Linked DNA regions of Mus musculus: region 1 is linked to region 2. The links are chromatin contacts, found by Hi-C or POLR2A ChIA-PET in ENCODE. All regions are on one chromosome and are shown on one strand. Each heading gives the region's core, a stretch centred on a gene start or an enhancer-like site at or near the end of the contact. The rest is flanking DNA. Distances are from core to core; before and after follow the strand shown.

Region 1 (3,484 bases), core at 320-2,819, 120 kb after region 2:
TCTTATCTTATCAAATTGATGTGGAGAAAAAGGTTGGTTGTGTCATACTGCAGAAGAGAAAGAAGTGGTTTTGCTAATCCTAGATAGAAAGCACTTCTTAACTTCAAGAGGCTGTCATCATGCAGTTTAAAGAACTATAGAACCAGCTGAAATTGGGAGGTTAAAGTTAACATACAACTGCTTCTGGCTCCCTGGGAATCATTATTAAGAATCTGAAGGCTTCCTAATTTGTGATGACTCAGACGCACTCCGCAGCTCACTTAAGTCTCATTAGTCTCTCCATTGCTTACCTATTGATGATCTGTACCAGTTGTTAATCAGAACAGTTGCTTTCTGAATTCTTATTGTAGAATACTCTTTTAAAGGCTCCCACTTTCCCACAAGGTTATTGGAAATAAATGTAGGTGGTTTTCCACATTCCACTTCTATCAGCTTACAGATTCATTGATCCTGTGTAGTCTCCTCTCCTTCACAGCTCTGCATGTTCCGTTTGGGTTACGGTTCATTTATTAACTATTTTTTTGTGTGTGAATGTGTTTATAGCAGTCATATTACTTGTGTTTATTTTGGGTTGGTATAGGTTTTTTGTAAATACAAAGTTTTAAAGTAACAAATTGAAGAAAATCCTCTGCCACCTTCAATACTTTTTTGTGAATCTGTTGTTTAGTTGACTTCAGAAGTGCTCACACAAAAAATACATTGTAACTCTTTCTCCCTTCCTCACTTCTTCCCCTCACCACCACTCCCCCCCCCCCTTCAGAGGTGCCTCTGTAATAACAGCCTCTCACATGAAAAAAAAACCATTATATTCATTGTCACCTGGCTTTACATGGTGTGAGACAGACTGAAATATCTCTGACTTTACGTTACTTGTCAGCATCAATGGTTTAAAATGAGTGTATACAAGCAGTCGTGAATTGTTTTATCTTATAGATTAATTGATACTACTATAGCTTGTAACATTTTAAAATAATTTTGAAAATGACTTAATTATGTTTATTAGTGAAATGGTTATATCATATATAGTCTAAATATTTAGGTTTTAAAATTAATGAAAAGTGATTATTCTTTATGCTCCAAGTGGGTTTCATTTTAAACAAAAGCAAAAGGAAGAAGGAAGTGTGACCTGCCACTGCACGCACAGTGTTTATTTTTATTTCCTACCCAAAAAAATGATCACTTTTGTACTTCTGAAGTGGTATTTATAGAAATGGTACTGTGTTGCAGTTTCAGAAGAAGGAGAACTTGGGTTTGGATTTGAAGCTGTGGATGAGGAGCAGCTGAAGCACCCAAGCCTCCAACCAGCCTCAAGCCAGCGCATGGCTGTGGCAATCACGTCTGTTAGCTGTCTCTGTGGCCTGAGGCAGTTCTGTTTCCTGTTTGCTTGCTCTCCTTCAGCTTCTTTGTGTCACTTTATCAATGAGCAGAAAACTTTTAGCTCAGAGAGCAAAGGGACAGGAGAGGGACTGTCTTAAGCATGTTTTACTTGTGTCAGCCTAGATGGGCTTTGTGATAGGCCATCTGGATGGAGAGGATTTCCTCAGAATGTCAAGTATGTCGTGAGATTTTGAGCTGGGGTTTTCTTGCAGTGTCCGGAAAGGCAGCAGGAAACAGGCAGAAATGCTAAGAGCGGAAGACAGCTTGCCAGTGGCTTCAGTGTGTGATTCCTGTATGTAGAAGAGTCCTGTCTGTCACACTTGACTTGCTTGAACAAAAGAGGCTGGAGGTGGGGACTAATCAAGATCCTGTTCTTCCCTGCACTCTTAAGTGTGCCCGAAAAGAATGGCATAAGTGTTGGCCTAAGTGCTCTGAGTACTTAAAACTGCTCACTTTATAACAAGTGTGTGCTACACGGTTTTCTTCTCCTAAGAAGCATACTCTTCTTAGATATTAATTAGATATTAATCCTTTCTCAAGAATAATATATTACATAAGTTAGTTATGTAATGTACTATTATCCTTGAGAAAAGAATAGAAAGCACTAGCTTTTCGTGGACAGCAATTTAAAATAGTGCCTCCTAAAAAATCAGATTGTATATTTCATCCTCAGTCAGGTCCAACCAAAGCCCTCATGGAAACAGAATTATCTGCACATATTTTAAATTTTGTATTGGATTAATGATAGAATAGTTACTATTTTTTTGAAACTAGGTACCATCCTTGGATTACAGTAGTAAAATGACCTTTTTTCATGTTTTTTTTTTAATTAAGATATTTATTTGTTTTATGTATGTATGCTCTATCTGCAATTATACCTATGTGCCAGAAGACGGGGCATCAGATCCCATTGTAATTGGTTGCAAGCCACCGCATGATTGCTGGGAATTGAACTCGGGGACCTCTGGAAGAGCAACCAATGCTCCTAACTGCTGAGTCATCTCTCCATCCCCCTTTTTCATTTTCTTAAACACAATTTTTTGTGTTATATGCTAGATGACTTTTAGTGACAATAGCTTACAAGGGAAAAGCAGTCTTTTTTAAAGTAGATAAGTGTGTCTCAGTGTTCTGTTGCTGTGAACCATGGCCAAAACAACTCTTCTGAAAGAAAGCTTGGAATGAGGGGCTTCCGTACTGTCTCAGAGGTTTAGTCAATTATGCTCATGGTGGGGAGTGTGATAGCATGCAGGCAGGTGCTGGAAAAGAAGCTGAGAGCACCTGGTCCTCCAGCAAGGCCACACCTCCTAAGTAGTGTCACCCCATGGTAACTAAGTATTCAAATATATGAGCCTGTGGGGACCATCCTTATTTAAACCACCCAAAGTATTATTTCACTTTCAAAATCAGAAAGGAGTCTTGCTTTTGTTATCATTGTATTGTTAAACAGAGGTAATGAATATTACTGATTACTACAAATTTAAAATACCTGAGTTTTAAAATATTATTTAGTTAAAAACTCTTCTTCTAGAAGATTTTTACTTCGGAAATAAGATATTCAGATTAGTAAGAAACATTAAACCCTGCCCGAGTGTGTCTATATGTGCATTTGTGTTTCCAGCATAGACCTTTTCCTTTGGTTTGTTGTTTTGTTTTTAAATTTGTTTATTTTATGTGTATGAGTACACTGTGGCTGTCTTAAGACACACCTGAAGATCTTATTACAGATGAGCCACCATGAGGTTTCTGGGAATTGAACTCAGGACCTCTGGAAGAGCAACCAGTGCTGTATGTGTGTGTGTGTGTGTGTGGTGTGTGTGTGTGTGTGTGTGTGTGTGTGTGTGTGTGTGTGTGTGTGTGCGCGCGCGCGCGCACGCTTTCCTTACAGTTATTTCCTGGAATTAATCTTAGCTATTGCAGAATGCAAATTGGCATTGACTCTTTGATATAGAGTTACATCATTTCTGACTCTCTGCAGACGTATTTAATGACAACCCAGTCCGGTTAATAGTCAAACAATAAAGGTAAGTTGCTGGGTGATGAAGAAGTGCCTCTGCCAGTAGGGAAAAAACAAACTTCTGTATCTCTTTCTCCTTTTTTCCCCCTGTTC
Region 2 (3,579 bases), core at 122-2,621:
CACACACATATATATATATATATATATATATACACACACACATACATACATACAGGCAAAACACTCATATACATAAAATAAAAATAAGTAAATCTTTTAAAAAAAAATAAGGTGGAAAGTGAAAAATAAAGACACACCTGACAGCAACCTCTGGCCTCCATGTGCACACACCACATACAGGTACAGCACACACCCATGCATTGCTCGATTACTCACATAAGTGTGTGTGAGCACACACATACACACACACACACACACACACACACACACACGATAGATAGATAGATAGATAGATAGATAGATAGATAGATAGATCGATAGATAGATAGACAGACGGTCTCTATGGGAGACACAGAAGACAAAAGGACCCAGAGAAAATGAGAAGTAGAAAGGCTGGCTCAGGAAGTGGATTTCACAGTCCCACTGACAGAAGCCACTGAGCCGTCTGTCCGCAAGGCAAGGTGACAGAAGTCAGCCTTTGCGGCAACCAGCTGGCCCCACCTGCTCACAGTGGGCCTCTGACCCTGATCGTCCCTTCCAGCTGACTTTTATTTGATACCTGGTATGTGCCGGGGACCTGTGAGAAGTGCTCTGGACACTTCCAGCCTGGGAAGAGACATAAAGCTTAAGGGACAGCATCTCTATAGCATCCCGGGCTTTAAAGGGATCCCCAGACCTTTCCCCTTCTGCCTTCCTCTTCCCAGTTTGAGGAGTGCTCAGTTAAGCCAGATACCCCAGAATTGGAGTCTGAGGAACACCCTCCTGACCTATAGGACCTCGGATCCCCAGTATCCTCCTAGCCCCTCTGACCACAGTCTCCATCATCAGTCCACCTCTCACCTGTCTGTCTCAGAGCCAAGCCTGTGACCTCTGCTCACCCTGTCCACCGCCACAGGTGCCCTTCACTAGCGGGTCCAGAAAGGAGGATGCCTCTGCTTGCCTGGAGACCGTTGCTCCGCACATTTTACCCAAGCAACTCGGATCTTACCACTCTTCTCACTGCAAACCGCCGCCGCCATCAGTTCCCTTGGGTTCACAAAAGCCCAGCTTTACAGCAAGAACTTGGGCCAGCAAGGACCTATTCACAGGGACCAGCCTAGCCAACTGCTCTCGGTGAGGAGCCAGGAATGTGAAAACGTTAATGGTTGCAGGGCTGCTTGCCCTTCTGCACCCCCACCCTCCAGTGCTCCCCCGTTGCCCTATCCCTTCCTCTGAACTGGGTCTGTTGTATCCGTGCGGATCAAGAGTCAAGACCTCCGGGGTTGAGGGACAGGAGGGAAGGAGGCTCTAGGGAAATCCGTACAACTCAGAGGGCCCTCTGTCTCTGCCGTTCCTTCTGCCAGGTCTCCATTCCCTCTCACACCCACCCCCCTCAGCACCCCAGGGGGGTTCACTTTACTCTCCTGCTCTGACTGGGAGAGACCACGCCTTTGACTGAGACCACGCCTTAACTCCTCCCCAGCCCAGAGTCCACACACGGCCCAGGTCCCAGAACCTTGGAACCTTGAATTATTCCGCTTGAACCCCTAAGAGGTCACAGCGGTGATGTTCTTTCCATAAAATGATAAAAGTAACCATCCGACTAAGTAGCCCTCAGATGCCAGGCACCCACTGGCCCCAACTCCAGCCCACTGGGCTTGTGCATTCCTCGGAACTCTCTCCTTCCATCCCCACCCCTACATTTCCTGTCAGTCCCTACTATCCCCTGTTGGGGTGTCTATGCCCACTGATCCCGGGGGGGGGGGGGTGGGGAACAGGACTGACAGAACCCACCCCCTTATGAACACTGGAGGAGGAAGTAGCTACTGGAGGTCACTGTCTTGGCCATTTCCTGTTTCAGGAACAAAGATGCCAAAATATGTTCCTTTTTCTTATGAAAAAAATGTAGGGGTTTTGAGAGTTGGAATTCCCAGAACCATTGTCGATGCTGTGAGCTGACCGGGTTGGAAGCCTTTGCCAAGGCTGCCTGGGCTGTTCTCACGGGTGAGTGTCTAGAGGCAGTTCTGGAAATGATGTCTGGATCTCTCTCACTGATGGACAGGCCTGACCTCAGCCTCCTGTCCTCCCAGGGTTCAGGGGGAACTTATGCAGAGGAGAGAGTCCCCTCTCCAGACCTTTGGCTACTTGGATGGCCTGAAAGGGTGAAACATAAGATACAGCAGCACTTGGGCTTTGAGCTTAAAGTCACTCTGTCCTGAAGGCAGACAGCTTAGTGAAAGCCATTTCTGTCCTCTGTCTCAGGCTAGGCCACTTATAAGCCCCATCGGAATGACCAAATAGTATCAATTTGCATGAAACCAGAACCTTCTAGGCTGTCCAGGAATGGGGGAGCATGGAAGTAAAGGGGATCGGGAAAACGGGGCTCTACCAATACGACCAAGATAGACAGACCTAGAGCCGGGACAGGAATGTCCACGAGTCGGTGTGGCCTCGGGAGACACAGAGCCAAGCCCCCAGGACCTTCCCATCCTGGATCTGGGTAGCAGGTGGCAAGTACCCTCTGTGTGCTGGCTCCATATTGGCCAGCTTTGCCTCTGGTCTATGTTGTTAGTATCGGGCCTGCCCAATTCCCTCCTCATCCTTCTTATTCATTCAACAAACATTTAAGCAGTCTTTATACTGGAAGGTAAACACTACTAGACGGTAGGTCCCCAAAGGTATATGAGATTCACCAGGGCCCTGGCGTGGTGAAGCTAACATCTAACTAGGAAGATACACGGAAAAGCTTTTGTTCACAATCCAGTGTGAGAAAAGCCTTTGTTCACAATCCAGTGTGAAAGTCCGATCGTATATAGGCCATGGAAACGGACAAAGTGCAAGACCCAGGGGAGAATCCACAGACAATAGAAGACTATTGACCTGGCTGAACATTTTGTGTGTGATCTCCATTTTCATCGTGTGGGTCCTGGGGTTTGAACTCAGATCGTCAGGCCTGGCCTCAAGCACCTTTACCGGGTGGGCCATCTCAACAGGCCAAATGTATTATCAATCAAAGCAATCGTCTCAAGGGAAAGTAGAGAGACAGTCTAGATCCGTCCACCCCTGTTCCAAGCAATAGGGGCCAAACTCCTAGGAAAGGTTACGTGGGCCCCACTTAGGATCCGCCCTCTGTCTTCCCACCTCCTAATCCCTAACCTGATCAAACTGTTGGTTCTGTTCAGAAGAGAGGAGCCTTCTCACCTGACTCTTCAGCCGGGCGTGGTGGCGCACGCCTTTAATCTCAGCACTCCGGAGGCAGAGGCAGGCGGATTTCTGAGTTCAAGGCCAGCCTGGTGTACAAAGTTAGTTCCAGGACAGCGAGGGCTATACAGAGAAACCGTGTCTCAAAAAACAAAACAAACAAAAAACCAAAAAGAAGGGTCTCCATTTCCTTCTTGTGCCTATACAGTCAGAGAGGGTCCCACTCTAGGCCCTTACTAGAGTAAGGGTCCTCCTTTCTCCATCACCCCGTCCTTACCACCTGGCAGCAAGCAGTTCCTGAGGGGCTAGCCTCATTCCTGCCACCCCAAGTGGGAAATCCCTATCTCAAGGACGGTTTCGAAGCCTAGACAGAAATGTTCACATCACTGGCAACAGCTT

What was found. A loop is a pair of places that touch in the nucleus more often than their neighbours do. ChIA-PET counts read pairs that join two places held with the same protein, here RNA polymerase II (POLR2A).
Region 1: a map of v-Abl transformed pro-B cells shows a loop between it and region 2 (2.9-fold over the local background). The contact joins two enhancer-like sites. A Hi-C loop is called at or near these places in 1 of 37 maps with a recorded cell type or tissue (v-Abl transformed pro-B cells). POLR2A ChIA-PET finds 5 or more read pairs at or near these places in 1 of 5 experiments (Patski).

Annotation. Positions count from the first base shown.
Region 1 is chr17:83,396,287-83,399,770 of GRCm38, forward strand. All of the region lies in intron 1 of Eml4 (echinoderm microtubule associated protein like 4), which reads left to right. Among named protein-coding and RNA genes, the nearest start is that of Eml4, 47 kb to the left of the region's middle. Within about 2 kb of position 1,570, at least 1 of the 3 ENCODE cell types and tissues checked has a DNase peak (open chromatin) inside an H3K27ac peak, as active enhancers do.
Region 2 is chr17:83,272,389-83,275,967 of GRCm38, forward strand. No RefSeq gene overlaps it. Among named protein-coding and RNA genes, the nearest start is that of Gm24240, 4.2 kb to the left of the region's middle. Within about 2 kb of position 1,372, at least 2 of the 3 ENCODE cell types and tissues checked have a DNase peak (open chromatin) inside an H3K27ac peak, as active enhancers do.